3 separate regions of the Mus musculus genome follow, and regions 2 and 3 are each linked to region 1. Evidence: chromatin loops called from intact Hi-C (ENCODE). Cell type or tissue: heart. All regions are shown on one strand. Region 1 holds the start of Acaa1b (acetyl-Coenzyme A acyltransferase 1B). Region 2 overlaps Oxsr1 (oxidative-stress responsive 1). Region 3 overlaps Acaa1a (acetyl-Coenzyme A acyltransferase 1A).

Region 1 (8,000 bases):
TTGTGTTGATCAGTATGGGAAGATCTATGTAGCTCATTATAGGCAGGGCCATTCCCTAGGCAGGGGAGCTAGTACTTTATCAAGTAGAGAGAATGTTAAGCACAACTAAGCACTGGCAAATTTGTCTCTGTCTATTTTTGGCTGTGGGTGTGATGTGACCAACTGTTTTATGTCCCTGCTACCTTGACCTGTCTGTGAGGGTGGACTATCACCTAGATTGTGAGTGACAGTGAACAAATCCTTTCTCCACACATTTGCTTTATCAGGATAAAGGACACTAAGACAGCTCCTGAGAAACAGCACCCAAGGTTCATCTGTGGCTATCACGTGAATTCACACATGCACACCAGACACACATGCACACCCACACAAGCACAAACATGCACACCTGACACACATGTGCACCCACACAACACACACGTGCACAAAGAAAAGCGACATGCTGCAAGCATACAAAAGAAACTGAAAATGGGGAAGATGAGCATGGAGAGAAACAGAGAAGAAAGGAGGAAGGAGATGAAGGAGATCTTGAGAATCACATAATAAAATGACGAGGAGCCGCTCAGTGCTGGGACAGAAAAGGTGAAATGCCCACCAGACAGCACAGAGGGCAAATCCAGAAAGCTCAATGACTCCTGTGCAAAATCATTTTTCACAAATAAAAGGAGCTGAATTAAAAAAAAAATTAAACACCCTTTTGTGCTTCAAAGACCACCACTAAGAAAGAGAAAAACTGTGTAAAGGCACCTGGTACACATTCCTGACAACCTGAAATCCATTCCTTGACTTCACACATACACACACAAAATAAAATTGAAAGATGAAAAGTTGGGTCTAGAAATGTAGCTTAGTTGTTTGGATGCTTGCATGGGTTCTCACCCCAACCCCCAGCCTTGAATAAACAAAGTGTGGAGTTACAAACCTTGCAACCCAGCACTCAGAAGGTTCAAGGGGGTGGGGGTGGGGGTGGGGCGGAGCTCAAGATCATTCTCAAGTGCATATGCAGGTCAAGGCTGGCCCAAGATGCTCGAGACACTGTCTCAAAAACAAAACAAAACAAAACAAAAAACAAGCAAAGGATTCAGTCTTTGGGATGAGCAAAATAGTTGAGTCTTCATCCTAAAATGGCCAGCCACAAAACAACCTCTCCATGTGAGGGAAAACGAGTCCCCTGGCAGCAGCTGGGAGGATGTGGGGTGTGGAGCTCAGGGTCTTCCTACAATTGAGGTAGGCCTTGGAGCTTGCAGTTGTAACGTCTGTCACCCCTCTGTTAGTCCTCCTTGCCTTCTGGCTAGAGAAGCTCTGTGGTCCTCTAGTCTGCAATTCTTTGCGCCTGTGCCTTGGTACAGACCTCCACACTTCCATTTGGGGACTTGGGCCAGTGATGTGGAACTTAGAAATGTTCTTTGAGATCCACCATCCTGGTTGTAGAGAAGGTGAGCCTGTCCTTCTGATGTTGTATGAACTTCTCTGGCCTTGCTCAATGCAGAAGAATTCAACATTTTGACATTACAACAGGCACACTCAGCATCCGTGTAAGCAACTTACAAACAAACAAACAAAAATAAAACACAAAATCTCATTTCTCTTCGGGCCTTAGATAAGCTATGTTTTTGTCTTGGGTGGCTGTCCTTGGCCTAGCCCCATGCAGACAGTGGGCTGTGGGTTCTACATGCGTCCTAGGAACTGATGGCATCACAGGCTTCCCCCCGGGCTTCTAAGAGGTCCACAAAGGCGAGCACTGGAAGACAGTGGGGAGGGGACAAGGAAGGAGGCCTGGTGCAGCGTGCTCTCTGGGGTGTCTAAAGAGCACACGACCCTGCACTTAGGAAGTCTGTGCCCTTGGACATGGTGACAGGAAGGCTAGATCAGCCTCTGGGTGTCTAAGACTCCAGTGCTCCTGCCCTGGAAAGCACGGGCAGGTGAGTGTGCATATTATGTGTAGGGCAGAGGTTGATATTGGATGCCATTCTAAACCCCTTCCTACTCTGCTTTCTGAGATGGGGTTTCTGTCTGAACACAGTGATTTGCCTGGGGTAGGTAGCCACTTTGCCCCAAGGATCCTCTGCCTTTCCCACCTGAGCACTAAGGTCATGGGACCCTTGTCAAGCCTGCCCAGCCTTGTGCACTGGGGATCTGACCTCTGGCCTCCCACTTGCAGGGCAAGCCCGTTACCTTCTGAGCCCTCTCCCAGCCTCCTCTCCTTTCATGTTTTGGGATCCCCTGGGGTCTGAGAAAACACTGTGTAACTGCCATGGTTTGGGGCTGACCTGTCACTGTGACTGGGGAACCCGGTCTTACTCTTTAAGGCTGGTAACACATTCTAGATCCAGGAAGCCCCGGTCCATTCACTCAACAGGAAGCCATTGATCAGTTAATGCTTCAGGCACACTGCAAGGCCTTGGCAGACACCTTTGCTAAGGGGGCGAGGGGAGCGGGTGCTGCAGGGGTGTGCACTGATGAGGGCATCTCAAATAGGCATACAGAGGATGCTACATGGGACACTCTCAGAGACCTTTGAACTGCTTCTGTGCCTTGATAGAACGGGTTCTTCCAGCCAAGTACTCAAGCATCCAGCTTAGGGCCAGGGACCCAGGAAAGACGAGAGCTGAATAGAACAGGAATCAGAGTCAGGTCCTCTATCTCCATTTGCAGTGTAAAGCTGTTGCCACTGTCCCAGAAACCTCCTGACTTTTGTCTGATAGTGTGCCATGGCCATGTTTGGAGGAAGGTCTCCTGGTTCATGTTCAGAAATCCACAAGACTTTGAGGTCCTGCCTACAGTGTAGATTACAAAACGAGGAAAGTTCCAGTTTACACTTCTGGGAGGAGCTTCAAAAATGTGCACAAGCTTTTTTTTTTTTTTTAATTATATTTTAAAACATTTTCTTTTATTTTTGTAGCCCAGATTGGCCTTGAACTTGCGCAGTACACACTTGCACCATCACAGGTGTACATGGACAAACTTAAGAAGGAGGGGTTCTGAAGTTCATTGACTTGCTTTGAGAAGCTGGGAGGTGGTGGTGGGGGAAGACTCAGGAAGAGTCGCCCTCTGATTGGCTGCAGAATGGGTAGGCAGGACTTATTGAAAATATAAGGCTCCAATTGGCTCTGCCCTGTGCAAGCCCGCGTCCTTAATTCACTGGGGTGAGCGCCCAGAGCGCTGGCAAATCGGTGGGACCCACCTCCGCGATGCATCGGCTGCAGGTAGTGCTGGGTCACCTGGCCGGCCGGCCCGAGTCGAGCTCCGCGCTGCAAGCTGCGCCCTGCTCCGCTGGCTTCCTGCAGGCCTCGGCCTCCGACGTGGTGGTGGTGCACGGACGGCGCACTCCCATTGGCCGCGCCAGCCGTGGCTGCTTCAAGGTGAGGCCCCTCGGGCGGGCGAGGGGAGCAGAAGGCGGCCAGCGCGGATGGGATCCTGCCGTCGGGGGTCCGGTGACCGCAGAGTCCCCGGGCGGGGATTCGGGAGCTGGGCTCACCGCTGCTGCGCTTCGCCCTGCAGGACACCACCCCCGACGAGCTTCTGTCGGCCGTGTTGACCGCGGTTCTCCAGGACGTGAAGCTAAAGCCTGAGCAGCTGGGAGACATCTCCGTGGGTGAGCTCCCCTGCGGGTCCTGCACCGGCCCTCCCCCGCCCTCCTCCCGAATATCCGTCTCCCTTCTCACAGACTTGAGTTACTGAACGGGAGGGCTCTCGACCACAGAGGTCTGAATCAGGCTGCTCCCGATGGCCAGTCTCAAGAGTAGAACCTTGGGCGCCCCCTCATGGCACATCGGCAACCTGAGAGGCGCTAGAAAGCCTAGCACCACCAAGTAGAAGTTCTAAAGCCCAGATGTTCCAGGAGACCCCAGGAGGCGGGAAAACGCGCTTCTCTACCTACATGGACATCCTGTCCCGGGTTACAGGTGCAGATGGGTTCACCCCACCCTGCCTTAACCCCTAGGCTTTCCCTGAACTAGAACATAGTGTAGGACACAGTTTTGTCCGGAGGTGCCAGCCTGTTCCTCATCTCTGCAGTGGTGCAGGGCTTGGAGGAGGACACTTGGGCAGGTGAGCAGTTGCAGACCCGCTTCCCTCACCACAGCCCTGCTTCCCACAGCGTTCAGGCTTTGCACTGTGTCTCTTACCCTAGAGTCTCTCCCGTCTTTTCCTGTGATCAGAGGAGCATGCCTTGGCAAGCTCACTGGCGGCCCTCCAGCACTGTACTGCTGTTGGGTAGCTGGCTCCCCACTCCCCAGAGTTTGAGCCTCCACAGCCTCATGTGCGCCTCTCTCCAGAGGCTGTGATTCTTGGAGAGATCTGAAATGTCTCCTTTCTGCGGCATGTTTTGCCTTAGGCCTTGGGACACCACCTGGCACTGAGTGAAGGCTCTTCTATCCACAGGCAATGTGCTTCAGCCCGGGGCTGGAGCCATTATGGCACGCATCGCCCAGTTCCTGAGGTAATCTCTCTGGCTCCAGCTTGGTTGTCCACCGTGACTGGTGAAGGCCCTGGCACTGGGGATGTATCTGTGTGTGGTGGAAGAGCAGGTGGAATGAAGATATCGAGGCAACTAAAGTCCACTGACCTGACCTCTTCTCCATAACCTTTTCCCTACTTAGAGGGGGTGTGTCACTGGGCCGATGGCCAAGGCATCCAGGACTTGGGGACTGGGTTAGAGCTTCTCTGTGGCCTAACTTTTAAACAAAGACAACGTATGACATCCCCTTTAGAGTTAAATAATCTCATGGCTATACTGAGCAGCGTCTGCTTCCATTCTTAGCTGAGCACCTATGAAGTCCAGACTCCTCCAGTCGTTAGCAGCTTGGAGCTTGGGGCTGGGGGGGTACCCCACACATGCCTAGGAGCCCAGGAGGAGGAGACCTGATATTCTTGGCTTCTCCTGCTGGGGAAGCAGGGATTCATTCGCTCCTCTGTGGAGGCTGAGGACTCTTCCCTCAGTCCTTCCTGCTGTGTGGGTCAAAAGTCATAGCAAACTGGCCAGTGACAGATCAGGAATAGACAGACAAACAACAGACAAACAGAACCTCTGGGAGCTGGCAAGGGTTAGACTTAGCCTGAGGTTCGGGGTCTCCCCGTCCCTCTGCAGATTAACTGTACCCTCATCTCCAACTGGCTTCTCCAAATTGACTGAATCAGGGCTATCTGCATCTATGCCGCCTCTGCCCATTCTGCTCTCCCTGTCCTGGCTAAAACCTGCTCAAATATACTCTTGCCCCTTGCGCTTACCTTCCTCAAACCCTCAGGCTTCCTTCTCAGTGGTCCCTCTGTCATGTGATCTGTCATGTGATGTGGCCCTCACACGTGCATTTCTCTGTATTATGGTTGGGTATCTGGTGAGGCACAGTACTATCAGCTCCTCAGCCTCTTTCAGGTGGAACCTCAGGCTCGGAGGCTGTTTAGGAGAAACTTGACGAATTTGGTAAAGAGTGGTAACCAGAAATTAGGGAACCCAGGATAATCTTCACAGCCTAGGGAGCCATCCTCCTGGGGGCGCCTTCAGAACCTGGCTTGGAGCAGCAGTTCAGGGATTCTCTGGTTTTCCTGCACACCAGACTCATCCTAATTCCTGTGTGTTCATCCTCTGGGGTTCTCGGAATGTCAGTCAAGGGTTTGGGAGGCTCCTAGTGCTTAGCCACGTTGGCCAAGGCTTGTGTGCCACCTTGGAAGGTAGCTCTGATCATTTCAATGGCTGAACCCAGGAAGCTCCGGAGCAAGGGGTTGAAGGATGACCATGGGGAGTGGGGAGAAAACCAGACACACCGGACCAACTCTGTGTCTACTAGAAAGGTCAAGGTGAGGATGGATGGTGGCCCAATGTTGGGATGCTACTGCCGTGTCTTAGGCTAGCAGCAGGCTCGCTTGTCCTTGGAGGACCCCAGAAATGACTGGTTTTCCTTGCAGAGTCTTCGAGGCAAGGGTTGTCTGTGGCGCACACCAGGCTTCCGTGGTCCGTGCTGAGAACCGTAGGACAGGAGAATAAGCCTGGGGACTCTAGGCAGTAACGGTGGAGACAGCTGCAGTAGCTGCTCCCGTTCTTACAGATCTGTTCCAGTGGAGATTCCCTGTTGCCCTGATCTATACACTCACTGCTGGGGCTCTCATGGGGCCCTGAAGTCTCATGGGACCTGCTTTCTAGGTGCTCATCCAGGGCTGACCGCCATCTCCCTTCTGTTTCAGCGGCATCCCAGAGACTGTACCTTTGTCTACGGTCAACAGACAGTGTTCATCGGGACTGCAGGCAGTGGCCAACATTGCTGGTAAGTGGTGACTGCTGGGTGTACCCTGCAGTGTACCCTGACCTTGGTCCTTGACCCTCGGGACCCTAGGCAGAGAGAGAGGAGGAACACCCATGGCCACACCCCAAGCCATTTGGGGGGCTCTTGGGTCTCCTGTGAGGGAGGGGACAAGCCATGCTGCTCAGGGGCAGGCCCGCTGCGGCCAGGGGTGGTTATGAAGTGCTTTTATTGCAGGTGGCATCAGAAATGGGTCTTATGACATTGGCATGGCCTGTGGGTAAGATCGCCTTCCTGCCGGACCCTATTAACCAATGCAGCAATCAACCTAATTTTGCTCTCCTTGGCTATGATTCTCCCTGCCCACTGTGGCAGCTGGCTGGGCTGGGCTCCCACAGATGCAGCCTAGGATGCAGTTCTGGGTGGAGTGGCGTCTTCCATTCTTACAACTTTGACTGTCACACCGGATACCTGCAGCATTTGCACTTCTGCACTTCCCACGGTCCTGAGAGAAGTAGTGGGATGATTCCCTCAACTCGGGACATTGCCTCACTATGCAAACGTCCCTAAGCTGTAAATGTGTCTGCCATTCTAGTACCAAGGGAGAAATTCCAGATCACTACTGTGTTGTCAGGGACGTGGTCACATCTCTGGTGATCTGCTCACTGTCCCTTCCACTCAGAGATGCCACTTTGTCTCTGCCTCTGGCTCAAAGGGCTACAGATGTTATAATTGATAGTGTCTCCAGGAAAGAATAGAGCGTTGGGGCTCTGCTGTCGGAAGGCAGCCTAGAAGATCCGTGGAAGATGGCCTTGGTAGGCTTCAGAGCTAGCAGCTCCAGGATAGCTTTGGATAGGAAGCATTGCCGGCCTATGGTCAGGTCCTGGCTGCCTGCACCGGGTTATCCTGACCTGTGTGTCATCAGGAGGAGACCGTGGTGGGCAAGGGTCACAGCCAGCCTGCGCCTCACTGTTCCTCATGTTTGTTATAACAAGGACAGCAGATGTGGCTTAAGGGGGAAAGCTGGGGTTCTATGAGGCCCTCGGGGGATTGATCTAGTCCCAAGCAGGTTGAGGATCCTGATGTTGGAGACATAGCAGCTATACCTGGAGGATAGGTGCGTCACAGCCTGACATTCCCTAACTGTAAGATTTGCAGCTTGCCCAGAATTGAACTATAGGACCAGATGGTCTGTGTGGAGTTCAGGCTGGCGACAGCAACCAGCTTTGTTCCTTGCCAGGACTTCACATCCTCACCTTCAAAAAGAGACACCCACCTCAGCTCTGTGGGTGTTGTAGCATGGTTAAATAGTCACAGCTGACTCTGCGGGGCACGTGTCAAGGCCCACCTGAGCAACAGAGTAAATCTGGGGCTGAGGCAGTCTAGCAAGAAGACCCTATCTCAAAATGAAAAACTTGGTTTAAGGCCAAGGTATAGCTTAGCGGCTCAGTGCTCCCCGCCACATTCAAGGGTCTGCAGTTAATACCAAAGGAACTACAGCTCATGTTATGCTAAAGTTAGAAGAGAACTTAGTGGAGGCCTCTGGTACTCATGAGGCCTCATGGCCACTTCCCCATGCAATGCCTGACTCGTCTGCACTGGCCAGCCAGCCTTTCCCTCAGCCACCCTACCCACTTGTCAATCTGTACCAGCGGGCAAGACCTTTCTCACCTACAAGCTTGGTGTCCGCAGTTTCTCTTCCTCCCTCTGACTCAGGGACGCTGAGGGCTGAATCAGGCTGGTTTGATCTGTGCTGCATTGGAG
Region 2 (8,000 bases), 120 kb before region 1:
TGTGTGGCTGATGACTTCTGGCTGGGGGCTTGGGACAGATGGCAGTAATGTGGGACTGGGTGTTTTGGCCTTTTCTGTTTGGAGGCTTTCTGTGTGGGCGGGGTTGGACAGAGAGAGGAATGGAATTTGTGGGACCTCGCTGAGGAGTGGGGCAAGCCAGCACTTTAACCTAGCATCCAGTGCAGTTGTTACTGTAGGTCTTTATCTAAGTTACCTTCCTTGTCTAGCCCTCTAGACTTTTTTCTTTTCTTTCTTTTTAAAAAGAATTATTTATATATTTTTTTGTGAGTACATTGTTGCTGTCTTCAGACACACCAGAAGAGGGCATCCAATCCATTACAGATGATTGTGAGCCACCATATGGTTGCTAGGAATTGAACTCAGGACCACTGAAAGAGTAGTTAGTCCTCTTAACCATTGAACCATCTCTCCAGCCCCCATCTAGGCTTTTGAGGTTTTTGTTTTTGTTTTCATTGAGACAGGGTCTCAGTATGTAGCTGTGGCTGGCCTGGAACTTGTTAGATAGAGCTGGTAGTCTTGAACTCACAGACATTGCCTGCCTCTGCCTCTTGATGGCTAATGTGAAAGTTGTTCGATCCTGGTGTTCAGGCTGACTAAAGGGTTCTGTGGTGAAGAGTATCTTGGTGAAAGGGCCAAAGGTATGCTACAAAACCCACATGTGATGGCAGGTATATAGGGGTATGGAGCACACACATAGGGAAAATACGTCAGGCTACAGTGGAAATGTGGCATTGGTCATTGGTAATGACCGGGCTGGCCGTAGGCACTGAGTCGTTAAGGGTGGGCGAGCCTGCTTCTGGAATGTTCTTAGCTGACTAGCACTGACTTCAGAGATTCTGACTAGGATGAACGTCTTCTAGTCTTTCCTCTCAGTGTGCGCTAGTGTCTTTCCTAGCAAAGAGGTTAGCTTTAACAAACGTGTTGGACATCTTTAAGTTGCTAATCTAGTATATTTCTAGATGTTGGTTGTGAATCATTGCTTCACTTAATCTCTTTTCAAGTTTTCTATAAATTGGAGAAAGCCTACTATGTCTATTGCAGTCATTTTTTTGGTGGAACCTGCAACTGGCATGTGAGAAACCCCAGTAAGCGGCGAGAGCAGATGAGTGTGGTTGTGAGGTACTAAGCCGGGCCAGCCCTCGACCTGCAGTATTGCTTGCAGTTGTTTGGGACAGAGGAAAACAAATTCTTTAGTCTGGTGATAGTGGCCCATGCCATTAGTACGAGCACTCAGGAGGCAGAGGCAGGGGAATCTCTGACTTCAAGGCCAGCCTGATCTACAGAGAGTTCCAGGACAGCCAGGGCTGCACAGAAAGAGCCTGTCTCGGGTATGTGTGTATGGGGTAGGGGGCAAAACAACAAAACAAGATCTTCAGCTGACAACTGTACTTGACATCTTGAAAGATCCCTTGTCTTGTTGCATGTGCGGCCTGCCTGGTCTCTCAGAGTGCTCAGTGAGCCCTGCCATTGCTTTGCTTTTACCCCTGAAGCTGCTTCTACAGATGACATGTTTAGTTTGAAAGGGAAACACAGACTATCTGGCAAATTAATCAAGAAAAGTAGTTGCACTGAATGTAATAGAAGAGAAAGTGCGGAAAAGCCTCAAACACATGGGCACAGCGAAAAGTTCCTGAACAGAACAGCAGTGGCTTATGCTCTAAGACCAAGAATGGACAAACGGGACCTCATAAAATTGCAAAGCTTCTGTAAGGCAAAGGATATTGTCAATAGGACAAAGTGGCAGCCAGCAGATTGGGAAAGGATCTTTACCAACATACACCCTTACATCCGATAGAGAACTAATATCCATTATATACAAAGAACTCAAGAAGCTAGACTACAAAGAACCAAATAATCCTATAAAAATGGGATACAAAGCTAAACAAAGAATTCTCATCTGAGAAATACCAAATAACTGAGAAGCACCTAAAGAAATGTTCAACATCTTTAGTCATGAGGTAAATGCAAATCAAAACAACCCTGAGATTCCACCTCACACCAGTGAGAATGGCTAAGATCAAAAACTCAGGTGACAGCAGATGCTGATGAGGATGTGGAGAAAGAGGAACACTCCTCCATTGCTGGTGGGATTGCAAGTTGGTACAACCACTCTGGAAATCAGTCTGGTGGTTCCTCAGAAAATTGGACATAGTACTACCTGAAGACCCAGCTATACCACTCCTGGGCCCAAAAGATTCCCCAACATATAATAAGGACACATGCTCCACTATGTTCATAGCAGCCCTATTTATAATAGCCAGAAGCTGGAAAGAACCCAGATGTCCCTCAACAGAGGAATGGATACAGAAAATGTGGTACATTTACACAATGGAGTACTAGCTATTAAAAACAATGAATTCATGAAATTCTTAGGCAAATGGATGGAACTTGAAAATATCATCCTGAGTGAGGTAACTCAGTCACAAAAGAAAACACGGTATGCACTTACTGATAAGTGGGTATTGGCCTAAAAGTTCGGAATACCCAAGATAAAATTCACAGACCTTAATGAAGCCCAAGAAGAAGGAAGACAAAAGGGCGGATGCTTCAGAGCTTCTTAGAAGGGGGGCACAAAATACTCACAAGAGGAAATATGCAGACAAAGTGTGGAGCAGAGACGGAAGGAAAGGCCATCCAGAGACTTCCCCGTGGGGTAAAAATGGGGTCTGTGTCCACTTGGGGCTAGGGCTGCTGGGCGAGGCAGGACATGGGAAGTTTTGACTGCCCACACTCTCACAGAACTGCTGGGCGTGTTTCGGGCTGTGAGAGGCCGCAGGCCCCTGCTCCGGGGGTGGGGAAGGTGCAGTCTGAGGTCCCTGTGGACCTGCCGGGGTTGGCCTCACTCTTGGGCACCACAGACGCCTCTGGGTACTGTGGAAGAGTCAGTTCTGGGGTCCTTGGGCTGCACAGAGGCCACAGATGTCAGATTCTCAGTCTTAGACACCGCAGATGCCCCTGTGGACTCTGGCCTGGGGCAGAAGGGAAAAGGGCATGGAGAGGGCTCTGGCTGGTTACCTCGGTACTTGTCTTGCTCAGTCGGCAGCTTGGGTTGGCAGAAGCTGTGGCTGGGAACTCTGAGAGGCTTGGGTTGGCTGGCAGCCATGGCTAGAGCGCAGGGAGGTCTCCCTGCATGGCTCATTAGGGGAAGACCTGCTCCATTGCTCCAGCATGGTGGGTCCCGATGAAAAGGGGTAGTCCATGGTTCAAGGCTTTTTTTTTTGTAGAAAGGCAGAGAGAGGGAGAGAGTAGGAAAGTAGAAGCCAGCTATGGCCACATGGAGAGGAGGGAGGAAGGGAGGGGAGAAGCGAAGGCAGAAGGAGAGGGAGCAAGAGTAAGAGCGAGAGAATAAGAGGTAAAAGAAGAGGGGGGCAAGCAGCTCCTTTTATAGTAGGCTGTGCCATCCTGGCTGTGCCAGACCGACCGGGACCAGGCTGTCTGTGCACAGTTTGCTGCCCCACACTTCTCCACCTGAGAATCCATCCCATATATAGTTGCCAAACCAAGACGCTGTTGTTGCCGGGAAGTAGTTGCTTATGGGGGTTTGTAGCCCCGTGGGGGTGGGGCAACAGTGTCAACTGCCCAGACTTCCCGGAGCTCTGAGAGACTGGACCACCAACCAAAGAGGGCTTGTTGGACATCAGTGGGAGAAGTGGACCTTGGGCCTGAGGGTATTCGATGCCCCAGTGTAGGAGAATGCCAGGGCTGAAAGGCAGGAGTGAGTGAGTGAGTGAGTGGGTGGGTGGGTGGGGGAGAGCCCTCATAGAGGCAGGGGGAGGGGGACGAGATTGGGGGTTTCTGAAGAGGAGACCTGGAAAGGGGAAAACATTTGAAATGTAAATAAAATATCCTATTAAAAAAAAAAAGGAATAACTAATGATGGGGGTGGTGTGGGGGGTGGGATGAGGAACAAAAGAGCAAAAGAAAAAAAAAAAAAAAAAACCAGGATATATTTTGTAGAGCAAAGGTGGGTAAGGATTTGGCTGTGATAAACAGAAACAAACACAGAGGCATTTTGAATCTGGGTGTATTTTGCAAGGGTTTTATGCATAGAGAAACAGGTGTTAATCTCTGAAAAGCTGTGTTCAGTGAAACAGTGTAATAGAAGGGACATTGTAATAATCATTTGGTACAGCAAAGTACAAATACAAAATCATCCAAATATTACAATTTCAAAAGGGGTGTTTTCATTAAAACAGCCAGGTAGACCAAATATCACTATGATCATTTGGTACATCAAAATATAAAAATCATCCAAGGTTAGTGGCAAATTTCCTAGAATAAACTAATGAATTTTTTGTTTGTTTGTTTGTTTGTTTTTTCGAGACAGGGTTTCTCTGTGTAGCCCTGGCTGTCCTGGAACTCATTTTGTAGACCAGGTTGGCCTTGAACTCAGAAATCCGCCTGCCTCTGCCTCCCGAGTGCTGGGATCAAAGGCATGCGCCACCATGCCCGGCTTAAAGAGTCATATTAATTTTTTTTTAAAGATTTATTTCATTTATGTGAGTACATTGTAGCTGTCTTCAGATACACCAGAAGAGGGCAGCAGATCTTATTACAGAGCCACCATGTGGTTGCTGGGAATTGAACTCAGGACCTCTGGAAGAGCAGTCAGTGCTCTTAACCTCTGAGCCACCTCTCCAGCCCAAACTAATGAATTTTTTTTTTTTTTAAAGATTTATTTATTTATTATACGTAAGTACAATGTAGCTGTCTTCAGACACACCAGAAGAGGACATCAGATCAGATTACAGATGGTTGTGAGCCACCATGTGGTTGCTGGGATTTGAACTCAGGACCTTTGGAAGAGCAGTCAGTGCTCTTAACCGCTGAGCCATCTCTCCAGCCCAACTAATGAATTTTTATGATCAGTTACTGTTTAACTTCTAGCTCCTGTTTTCCTGTAAATCTTCAAAGCATAAATTTAAACTGTTTTAATTCTTTTTATTTAAGGCTTTCTTAAACAATATAACAAAACCTACATCTGATGACACACGTGTAGTCATATAAAATATTGTTGTTGGGAAAGTTATATTTATCAATACTATCTTATACATGAATTATAAAGTGAAGCACAGGTTTTCCCGGAGATGAGGTTATAGTTAGTGACTCCATTTCAAGGGATGGTTTCGTACCCATTATTCTTGCTTAAGATATCCCTCACAACTGCAAGGTCACCAAAGGCAAGGACACTCTCAGAGACACTAGTGAGACCTGGTAGCTAAATGTAATTAGCTGTCCTGGATGGAGTCTTGGATAAAAAGGGAACCTTGCTTAAAAAATAAGGGAACCTGAAGAAGTTGTATGGATGTGAGGGACATAGTAAAGAGCTCACTGAAATGTCCATTTCATGATAGTGCAGGGATGGTTATTGTGGATAAAAGTGAGAACAGCCAGAGTTGGAAGAGTTGAGAGCAGAGAGAAAATGAAACAGTCTGGACGTGGACATGGTCAGGGCTATCTGTGAGAGAGTCATGAGAGCAGCTGAGATCAGAGACAGCCTGGGGCCAGTGAGCATAGTGCATAGTGTGAGAGTCAGAGAGGCAAAGGGCCTGACTTGAAACTTACAAGTGTGTGTGAAAAGAGACTGAGGGATCTGCAGGCCAGCATGGGCTCTTATGTGCAGTCACAGGTGTATGTCAGGGGTGGGTCTGAACCCTGTCACAAGTTCCTGAGCAAAGATGGCTTTTAACCAACCACCAGAAATTCCTCTGCAGTCCGGCTCGAGCTCATTTCTGCCTGAGAGCTAGCACTGTGGGCTTTAGTTCATGATGTCTTACTTGTGTTCACTAATTTTAACAAAAGTACTATATTGATGTAAGATGTTAATGAGATACTAAGCTTAAGATCTTAAACTTTCTTTTCAATTTTTATGTAAAGCATTTAAAAACATCTTATTAAATTACAGTGCTCTGGTCTAAAGAAGATCACTTTTTGCCATTCTGATTCCTTTGAGAAGTATTTTATGTCAATATACACATTTGTGAATATATGTATGTTTATATGTGTGTGTGTATATATACATGTGTAACTATATATGTATGTATATTCCTATTCTGTTGTTTAAGCAAAAAAAGAAAAGTTAGATTATATGAAGCTTGCCCCTTCTTCAGAATATATTTAAAGTGCACCCCTATCCCCGTGTGTTTGGGTTGTTGAGGCAGGAGGATCATGGGATAGAGACCAGCGTGAGCTATATAGCAAAACTTCCAAACAAACAACTGAGAGTTGAGGAACTGGGAAGAGAATGACTCACCGTTTGTGTGTTTCAGCAGTAAGGATTGGGGTGAGATGAGTTGCTTTCTTTGGTCAGTAGCTGGCATCCCAGTCAGTATTTAGTGAGCTTTACTTTCCTAGATTGTCTAAATGTTATGTTCCTTCTTATAATTTTATGTTTGGATTATAATATAAATGGCTAAAATTTAAAAAAAAGTATTGGTTTAATACTCTTTAATATAAAACAGTATTTAAATACTGCAAATGTATTGTAAATAAACAGTTGCTTAAATTTTGCCATTCTAAAGAACAAATGTTTGATGGTGTTTTTTTCTTTGAAGAGATGTGAAAGCTGGAAACATTCTTCTAGGAGAAGACGGCTCTGTGCAGATTGCAGGTAATGATGAACAGGGCCGCCGTGTTTTTCTGGTTTGTGTGAGTGTGTGTACCCGACTGTGTGTGCGTCCACCTGTGTGACTCTGTGTGCGTGCATGTGTGTGTGCACGGGAATGTGAGTGTGTGTTTGTGTGTATGTCACATGATGCATGCATATGCTTTCACCTTTGCTTCAGAGCATCCTGAGCATTGAGCATTCATTACGTGTAGCTCCCATGCCTGCCTAACATCTGTGTGGGTGCTGGGGATTCGGACCTAGATCCTCATGCTTGTGTAGAAAGGATCTTACCCACTGAGCCCCCATCCCAGTTCACAGTACTTCGTTTTATTTTGATATAATAGCCAGCAGAACCACCTTATTTGTTTTTTATGTTTTCTTAGTATCTGATGATCCTGTTCTTAGGACATCTTTCTATGTAAGCACCCTCTAAAGATGGCCTCTATCTCACCTAGGTATTTCACTGGGCATCACTCATTGCTCCCTATTATTTTCCCACTCCTCATCTTCATTAGGTGTAGGATCTTCTGATAGGGTTCTGTCTCAGAGCAGCCCGTGCTTATTTAAAGGAGAAACAGTTATCACCTCAGATGAGAGGTGATACAAAGTGATGGCTGGTTTTAATTGTCAACTTACTCACTCTAGAGCCTGGGACAGAAGTCTCCATAAGCAGATCAGGCTTTTGTCAAAAGAGACACTTTTTCACTGAAGACAAGATGCAGAGTAGGGTAATTCCAGCATTAATATACGTGCAACGGCATGTGTCTGACCCTGACTGGAGGAGAGAGCAGATCAGGCTGGCCTATGTGATGTGTTTATAAAAAGATAAAGAGAAGGGGCATACCTTCTATGGTTCTATGGAGGTGTGGTCAGATGTGGGGGAGGGGTGCCTTCGCTGGCTGTCCTGAGGCATCCCTTCCCCCCGAGGGACCAGCCACACAATGGTATAATATAGAGTAGAGTTTATTCAGGGGTGGGGAGAGTAGTAGAGGCAGAGAGAGATGTGGGGCGGGAGGGGAGGAGAAGAGGAGAAGCAGCAGGTCATGAGCATGGGGAGAGAGAGGGTAAGGGAAGAACAAGAGCAAGAGAGAGCAAGAGAGCAGCACAGCAAGGAGGGGCGAGCAGCCCCTTTTACAGTGGGTCAGGCCTACCTGGCTGTTCCCAGTTAACTGTGGGGTGGAGCTTAGACACAATGCTAACACTATGGGCGTGTGTGGGGTATTCTGAATTAGGTTAATTGAACTGGGCTGACTCACCATGAATGTGGGTGTCACCATTTTATGTGCTAGCTGCTGTGCTGTGAATGAAAGGAGAGTCAGCTGAGTACCAGCGTGAACACATACATCGGTGGCTTGCTGGTCTTGGCTGGAAA
Region 3 (8,000 bases), 200 kb before region 1:
TGAGGCCCCTCTGGGGTGTCTGAGTGGAGATGTTGAGCAGGCCAGTTTGGATGTGTGGCCTCTAACTCAGGTAAGATGTCTGGGTTGTGAACAATGATTTGGGAGCTGTCGTCTCCAAGTGGGTAAGTCAGATGTGAAAAGAAGAGCTCAGAATAAGGCAGGTGGGGGCCACTGGGAATTATGAAGACTACAGGGAACACACATGGGAATCATGACAGGCATACGGATAGGGGAAGATACTAGATTTAAAACTTTCCTGGAAGGCAGACTTTTGCCAGTTGCATGCTACCTAGAAGTATGTTAGGTTGAAAAATGGAGAGGTGGGTTCTAAAAATTTATAAAGAAGAGCCAGTGGGACCCCCAAGGACCTTACTATGTGTCACTCATGTTGCTAAACCAATGCCAAGGGCTAAACAGTTTCTCACAGCTCTGGAAGCTGGAAAGTCTAAAGCTATATAGTGCTGACAGTCAGCTCCCAGTAAGGGCTCTTTTCAGATGTGCAAATGGTGGCCTCTTCTGTGCGCCATGTCCGTAGAGATGTGCTATCGAGGGGTACAAGGAAGAAAGCACAGCTTCACCCCAACATCCACCGTAGCCTGGGCAGCTCCCCCTCACCTCTTAGTTACTTCAACTCCGGCCAACTGGAACTCCTGGCTCTAACACAGAAAAGAATCTCAGGACCAGCCAATATAAAGCAGAGTCCGGTTTATTTCAGTTTTTGTCTTTACACTGATCGATTGATTGATTGATCATTGATATGGTGTGCATGGTGTCATGTGTGTAGCTGCCAAACAATGTGAAGAAATAGGGTCTCCCTTCTACCATGGGAATTCTGGGGATCAAACTCGGATCATACGGCTTGCCAGCCAGGGTCCTTACCCACTGAGCCATCTTGATGGCACAAAGGCTGAGAGAAAGGCTGCACAGAAGAGGGGCTCGAGAGATGGCCCTGTGGCTACGAGCACATACTGGTCTTGCAGGAGAGCTGGGTTTGATTCCCAGTACCCACATCTGTAGTGAGTTCAAGCCCAGCCTGAGCAGTTTAGTGGTCCATCTGAATATAAAATGCAGGCTGGGAGAGCAGCTCAGCCATAGAGCACTTGCCTAGCAGGGACAAGGCTATAAATCCCAGTATTGTGACACAAAAAGCAAAACAAAGAAACCACCAGAAATTAGGGACTGAACTAGATAAGGCAATTATAATTCAGACTCAATAATTTGTTTTATGTATCTGTAATTTTATAATATGTTTATATGCAGAAGATTCATCTTGGCGGTATACTGGAAATTAAATCTATATTCAGTCTATTTCTTTAAGGAATTTTTAAAAGATCTATTTATGTTATGTATATGAGTACATTGTCATTCTCCTTACACACAGCAGAAGAGGGCATCAGATCCCATTACAGATTGTGAGCCACCATGTGGTGGGATGTGAACTCAGGACCTCTGGAAGGGCAGTCAGTGCTCATAACCACTGAGCCATCTCTCCAGCCCCTTATATTCAGTCTATCGTGACTCAGAAGAAATAAAATTAGTCTTTAGATCAGTGGGAAGTGGTTATGAGGGAAGATGGCATTTTGGCCAACTGTTTCTATCAGGACAAGCATCAGTCAACTCCTGGTCCTCCTTGGAGGGTGGGGTTGGACCTGCCTTCTGTTAAATCAGTAGCCTCTGTTAAAAGGGCAGCTGACATTGCGTTTTTTAAAAAGCAGAGTTAATGTTTGCAGATAGAGAAATGCTTGACGGAATGTGGGGTGGGAGCAAACAGCTCTACGGGGGGAGGAGTTAGTCTTCCCCAAAGGGGACGAGCCTGCCGCGTGTTTGTACTCTCTTTAGAAGCAAATTTGGTTTAGGACAGTTAAAATGTTCATCTTCTTTCTGATTTTACTGTGTTCATCCCTTGGGGTCTGCTTGCCTCCTTCTGTGCACATTCGAAGCTAGGACATCCACACACGTGAAGGAAAAGTCTGGAAAGACATACCCCTGTGCTACCATGAAGATCACTGGGACTCAGAAACTGGTGGTTACAGTTACGGGGTGATTATATTTACATTGCCGTCTACTTTCTATGGCTTATAACTTGTAACTTATAGACTGAGATGACACGGAAAAGGAAAACATACAGGAAAATAACCCACTATCACCCACTGAGCCATCTCTCCCTACCTCTTTCAGGGGTAGATAATGTCTTATTCTTCAGACCACACTAGCCTAGCATTATGTAGACCTCAAACTCACAGCGATTGATCTTCCTGCCTTAGCCTCCTAAGTGCTGGGATTATAATCAGATTAGAACTTTCAAAAAGAAATATTCATCTTAAAAATTATATGTATGTGAGGGCAGATGCCCCTGGAGTTCACGAGGCTGGAGTGACAGGCAGTGGCGAGCCACCTGCTAGGAGTGAATCAGATGCTCTGAGGAGCCAGATGTACCTTCAACCACTGAGACATCCCTCCAACCTGGATTAGAACTTTTCATGGTTCTCTTTATGAGACAGAATCTTTTTTCCTTTTATTGAAAATAGGATTTCTTTCTATATACTAGATCCTGATTGTGTGTTCCTCTGTTCTATTTCTTCCGGTTCCCCCTCACCTCCTCTCACACATGAATCTCCACTGTCTGGCTCTCATTAGAAAACAAACAGGCTGCTAATGAATAATAATAAAGTATAACACGGTGAAAAATAATCAGATAAAACAAGAACACATCAGAACAGGACAAAACAGACAGAAGAAACATACAGATGCTGAGACCTGCGCATTCGCACAATCAGGAATCCCAGTGTGTATGTGTGTTTCCTAGGTGTCTTCCAGAGAATCTCTTGAAACTCAGGCTTGCCTCAAACTCCTACGTTCTCAAGAGAATGAACTCTCCTGCCTCCACTTCCCTTTGCAGGTGTTGGGCTTACAGGCATATACCAGTGCCTGGCTTAAATTTATCCTCTATTTAATAATTACTGGTTTTGTCAGGCACAGTGGCACATGCCTTTAATTCTAGCACTTGGGATATCTCTGTGAGTTCTAGGCCAGCCTGGTCTACAAAGCAAGATTCAGGATAGCTGGGCTCTATTACACAGAGAAACCCTGTCTCAAAAACAAAACAAAATAATAATTTATAATAATATAATAATAATAATAGGCTTCAGGAGGGGTGGAGGCACGAGCCTGTAATCCCAGAACTTGAGAAACACAAAAGGATGCAGAGCTCTGGCCTAATTCCCACCCTGTTAGCCAAAGTTCCAGTCTCCATCCTGCTATTCTTAGCCAACTCATGTTCCACAGCCCAACTCCCCACAGCAGCCAGAGGCACTGTAGAAGGAAAAGCTGCCTGTGGATGTCCCTAGCAGGGACACCCTCATGATACAAACCATCTCTCCTAAGCTCATACACACAACCTCAGTCCAGGTCATGCCAAGTGAGAAGGGCAGGGTTTTTTTTTTTTTTAATTAATTAATTAATTTATTTATTTATTTTTACTCTTGTCTCCTCTGGTCCCCAAATTCCTGAGGGCAGGGAAGGCTTGGCTTCTGCCCTGACTATAAGCCGCACAGAGCACGTGTGTGGGCAGCAAATGCACCAGGTGGGGGCGCTGCTGAGCTGTGTGCTGGGCACTGCTGAGCTGTGTGCTGGGCGGCTGGGCCAGTCAAGCTGGAGAGACTGCCCCAAGGAGGGGTGGGAGGAATTCCTGTATCTTCTGAAGCTGCAAAAAGAAAAGCAGGGGCTGGAGAGATGACTCAGGGGTTAAGAGCACTGACTGCTCTTCCAGAGGTCCTGAGGTCAATCCCCAGCAACCACATGGTGGCTCACAACCATCTGTAATGGGATCCTATGTCCTCTTCTGGTGTGGCTGAAGACAGTGAGAGTGTACTCACATACATAAAATAAATAAATAAATATTAAAAAAAAAAAAAAAAAAAAAGAAGAAGGGGCTGGTGAGATGGCTCAGCAGGTAAGAACACTGACTACTCTTCCGAAGGTCCTGAGTTCAAATCCCAGCAACCACCCGTAATGAGATCTGACACCCTCTTCTGGTGTGTCTGAAGTCAGCTACAGTGTACTTATGTATAATAATAAATAAATCTTTAAAAATAAATAAAAAAAAAATAAAAAAAGACGAAGAAAAGCAGGAGACAGACAGCTTCAGATGGAGCAGCCCACTTGCCACCAATAACCTGAGGTGACACCGTGTCCCCTACCTGCTGTCCTACTAGATCCTCCAGGTATACCTGATTGTGCTGGAGTGGACATGCAGCAGACTGAAAGATGGTGTTACCTCAGGGGTCAGCTCCTGGAGTGTGCCAAGCTCAGGCAAACTGGAGGCTTCCCTCCCCGCCAGGAAGGAGGCCAGCACCTGGCTGGGCTCTGCTCCCAGGCCTGCTTGCCCTGAGGGTAGAGGCTAGAGCGTGGGAAGTCAACCATGCACTCTTAAGACGGAAGAGGAAGCCTGTGTCTAGGATTCTAAAGAGAAACTACTTGGATAGATAGATCCAGGGGTCGGCCTGATGGGTGGGGACAGACAGTGTGTACCCAAAACAGCTGTGAGGGACACTTTGGGGGGAGGGGTTATAGAGCCTCATAAGCTTCACTGTCAGGAAGGTCACAGGCCAGTACAGAGCCATAGCCTTGGGTGACAGGTGTTGAAGAACAGACCCAGGGAAACACCAGAGACCGGAAGCTGAGGCGGAGCAAGCTGGTAGGACTCTAGAGACTGGAGCCTGGGCAGCAGCTGAGGCCAAGGGTTGGAACATAACCTTCCTGGGGTGCCAGCGGTCAGAGAAACTGCCCCATGGAGCCCAGAGCCGAGCTAGCAGGGGAACCCCATTCTCCAGTTGTTGGCTTCCTGAACATTCAACGGCTGTAGTTCAAGACAGCAGCCATATGAGAAGGGTCCATTAACAACTCACCATGGAGGGCAGAGAGGGCTCATGAGGTTGAAGACATGAAAGCCTTTACCCATCTCTGGGGGACTGGGGGGGGGGGGGGATGTGTGACCAAACATAACCTATGCAGGTAAGGAAACACAGACAAACTCTGGTTCATTAAGCGGGACCTGAGTGGAACCACCTTTGACCTGTTGCTGGCTCTCTATCTGCAGAAGAGTCATTTTGTTTGTCCCTCCTTTGGAAAAGATCACATGACAGCTCCATAGAAGGGAGGAGGGGAGGGTGACCATGGGAAGCTAACCCCGGGACCTATCCCAGGAGCAGTGGGCTAGACCGAGTCCAGGTGCTGGAAGGTATGCTGGGCTGCAGCTGTGGGCAAGAGGCTCTTAGGATAGGATGCCTCCTATACATGGTGCCTGGGGATATCTAGTCCCCAGCCGCAGCCTCTGCTGAAGAGTTCCACATGGCCCAGGGTTGGAGAGCAGGGGCAGTGGCTATGGGCTGAATGACTCCTGGGATAGGGGAACCTCCTCTAGGTCAACGGTGTCCACTGAGGTCCCGCATGACAGGTCTCCAGATCTCACCGGAGAGACCCTGGTTCTTAATCATTCATGCACAGAATCCAGGAGGCGAAAGCTGACCCCTGAAGGAAATGACAAGCACCAAACTGAGACAGTACACATTTACTGCATCCCTCCCTCAAAGGTACAAATGGCTTTGCAACCAGGGTGTCCCATGCTCACTTCAGCACTGTTCAGGGTACCTGACGGGGCAGTCCCACCCTCTGTTCCAACATCAATTATGTTTTCTAAAGTAAAGTGCTGTGACACACCCCTCCACTGCTGAGTGTCCCACGCAGACGGCTTCTGTAGCGTCCCTCTCTGGACACCACTGTGGCACTCTCTGGGTTGTGCCGCCTGCAGCCAGGCCTCAGTTCCCAGGGTATTCAAAGACCGCAGCAGCTCCCATCCCAGTCCCGATGCACATGGACACCACGCCGTAAGCCCTGGGAAAGGAACCAGTGTTGGCTCGCGCAGCCAAATCCCAGCCCATGCTCCCGCCAGGCAGAGCTGCAGCAACAAGGGCTCATGGACAGAGTAAGAACCTGCAGAGCAGGACTGTGGGAACTGAGTCCCAGACAGACACACACCCAGGTGACAGGTACCTGGTTATGCTGTTTTTGAAGCAAGGCTTCTGGAAGACAGGTCTCACCCCTCCACTCCCAGTTCAGAACACCTGTGTGTGGGTGCTCGCCTCCCCAAGCCCCAGCTATCAGACACCCCAGCTCGAATAACCCCCACAACACCCCACAAGGAGCAGCCTTACCGTCTGCCACGACGCTTCAGTTCATTGAGTAGCGTGACAACCTGCCTTGCTCCCGTGCAGCCCAGGGGGTGGCCCAGGGCTATTGCACCCCCCAGCGGGTTCACCTTCTCTGCAGGAATTCCTAGCTTCTCCACACAGTAGACGGCCTGGAAGGAACCAGAGCAGCAGCTGAAGCCGCCATCTGCTCTGAGCTGCTCCGATCAATCCCACCATAACACCCAGGCTCACCTGACTTGCAAAGGCCTCATTGATCTCAAAGATGTCTATGTCATTCACAGTCAGCCCTGTAGACAAGATTTGGATCAGAGCTGACAGTTCTGGGCAGGACTCTAAATCCCCTCAGGCTCAGCCCCAAGTTCAGCTCTATTGTGTCTGTCAGGTGAGTGGGTTCTGGTAGTAGGCTAGGGAGGTCTTGGATGTGAGGTGCTAGCCTGACTCACCTCCATCCACAGCACCCACAAGCTCAAACCCAGCTCTCCCAGCCCCAGATACAGGTCTTGCAGGATCCAAGCACAGGATGAGAAGGAGCCACCTCACCTGCTTTCTGCAAGGCTGCAGGGATGGCATAGGCAGGTCCGATGCCCATGACGTCAGGAGGGACCCCGACCACTGCATAGGACCTCAGGACCCCAAGGATGGGGAGGCCCAGTTCTTCAGCCTTGGACCTCCGAGCCAGCAGGACGGCAGCTGCTCCATCACTCACCTGACTGGAGTTTCCTAAGGGAGGAAGGGTGGGACAAAGAGGCATCAGGCCAAGCCAAGGAGAGCCAGCCCCCCACCATCACCTTCCCAGGGGGCCTGGTCAGCTCCAGGTCTCAGAGTGGAACAGGCCACCACGATCCTCCTTACTCCTGGCCTGCGCTCACCAGCCGTGGTAGAGCCTCCATCCTTGAAGGCAGGCTTCAGCTTGGCCAGGCCCTGCATGGTGGTGCTGGGACGGACACCCTCATCCTGAGACACGGTGATGGTTTTCTTGTCACCCTTGTCATCCAGGACAGTGGTTGTCACAGGCACAATCTCAGCACGGAAGCATCCTCTGCTCTGGGCGCTTGCTGCCCTGCCAGCACCATGGGCATAAGACATAGGCATGTTTGGGATCCATTCTTGCCTGTCCCTAGCCTTGGCCAGCTCAGATCATGCACTTCAGGATTTGGAGTCTGGAAAAATACCTGGCCCCTGAGGAGCTCGGATGGAAAGGAGTTCCTCGGGACCCTACCTTTTGGTAGGTACAGGATGCCTGAGGACAATCATAGCCTCTCCTTCATCTGCCCCATGGTGCTCGCTAGATCACCTCAAAGGGGAGGAGGAAGTTTGAAGATGTTGGCCCTCTTTACAACCCTTTTAAAATTAAATGTAATTTGTGTGTGTGTGTGCATACATCCCCACCCCCCATAGCATCTATATAGAGGTCAGAGGTCAGCTTTGCGGAAGCAGTCCTCTCCTTTCACCTCTTAGGGAACAGTCTCATTTCTGACGTTACATCTAAGTTCTGCAAATTGCTAGACAACAGCTCCTAGCTGCTTCTCGCATCTTTGCTAAGAGCCCTCCCTCCTGAACCAGACCACGCACTTCTAGCCTGCCCAGAGATCTCAGGCTTTGTACTTCTCTGATGGCAGCTCAGCTTTGTCTGAGGTCACCTCCCCAGACTCAACCTCGTCCATGATTTGGGAAGCCAGTGCATTTGCCCAACCCATCATGATGCTGGCCACTGTTACCTTCCAAATAGAGCTATGAAATCTGTCCCTTGGCAAAACTCTACCAGGTCCACTCTCCAGCTCCCCCCCAAAT

The links. Hi-C counts contacts between places; a loop is a spot of excess contacts. Peaks named below come from ENCODE experiments on the same cell type or tissue, not always from the same donor. Only the 100,000 strongest peaks of a DNase experiment are listed, where the experiment ranks them.
Region 2: it touches region 1 in a loop (2.6-fold over the local background); 3 of 42 quality-filtered maps call a loop at or near these places.
Region 3: it touches region 1 in a loop (11-fold over the local background); 20 of 42 quality-filtered maps call a loop at or near these places.

Annotation. Positions count from the first base shown.
Region 1 is chr9:119,152,186-119,160,185 of GRCm38, reverse strand. Acaa1b (acetyl-Coenzyme A acyltransferase 1B) reads left to right here and starts at 3,093. Exons shown (of 12, transcript NM_146230.3): 1 at 3,093-3,362; 2 at 3,502-3,595; 3 at 4,384-4,441; 4 at 6,181-6,260; 5 at 6,474-6,516. The coding sequence starts at 3,192. In heart, a CTCF peak has its summit at 3,782 (motif pointing left); DNase peaks (open chromatin) are centred at 3,335 and 3,745; H3K4me3 peaks cover 991 bases; H3K27me3 peaks cover 3,676 bases.
Region 2 is chr9:119,271,560-119,279,559 of GRCm38, reverse strand. It overlaps Oxsr1 (oxidative-stress responsive 1), which reads left to right. Exons shown (of 18, transcript NM_133985.2): 5 at 6,576-6,631. Among named protein-coding and RNA genes, the nearest start is that of Oxsr1, 47 kb to the left of the region's middle. In heart, a CTCF peak has its summit at 4,546 (motif pointing right); no DNase peak of the experiment used is centred here.
Region 3 is chr9:119,347,850-119,355,849 of GRCm38, reverse strand. Acaa1a (acetyl-Coenzyme A acyltransferase 1A) reads right to left here. Exons shown (of 12, transcript NM_130864.3): 8 at 7,079-7,269; 9 at 6,750-6,929; 10 at 6,441-6,496; 11 at 6,213-6,358; 12 at 5,555-5,892. The coding sequence ends at 5,817. Among named protein-coding and RNA genes, the nearest start is that of Xylb, 5.5 kb to the left of the region's middle. In heart, a CTCF peak has its summit at 3,580 (motif pointing right); a DNase peak (open chromatin) is centred at 3,599.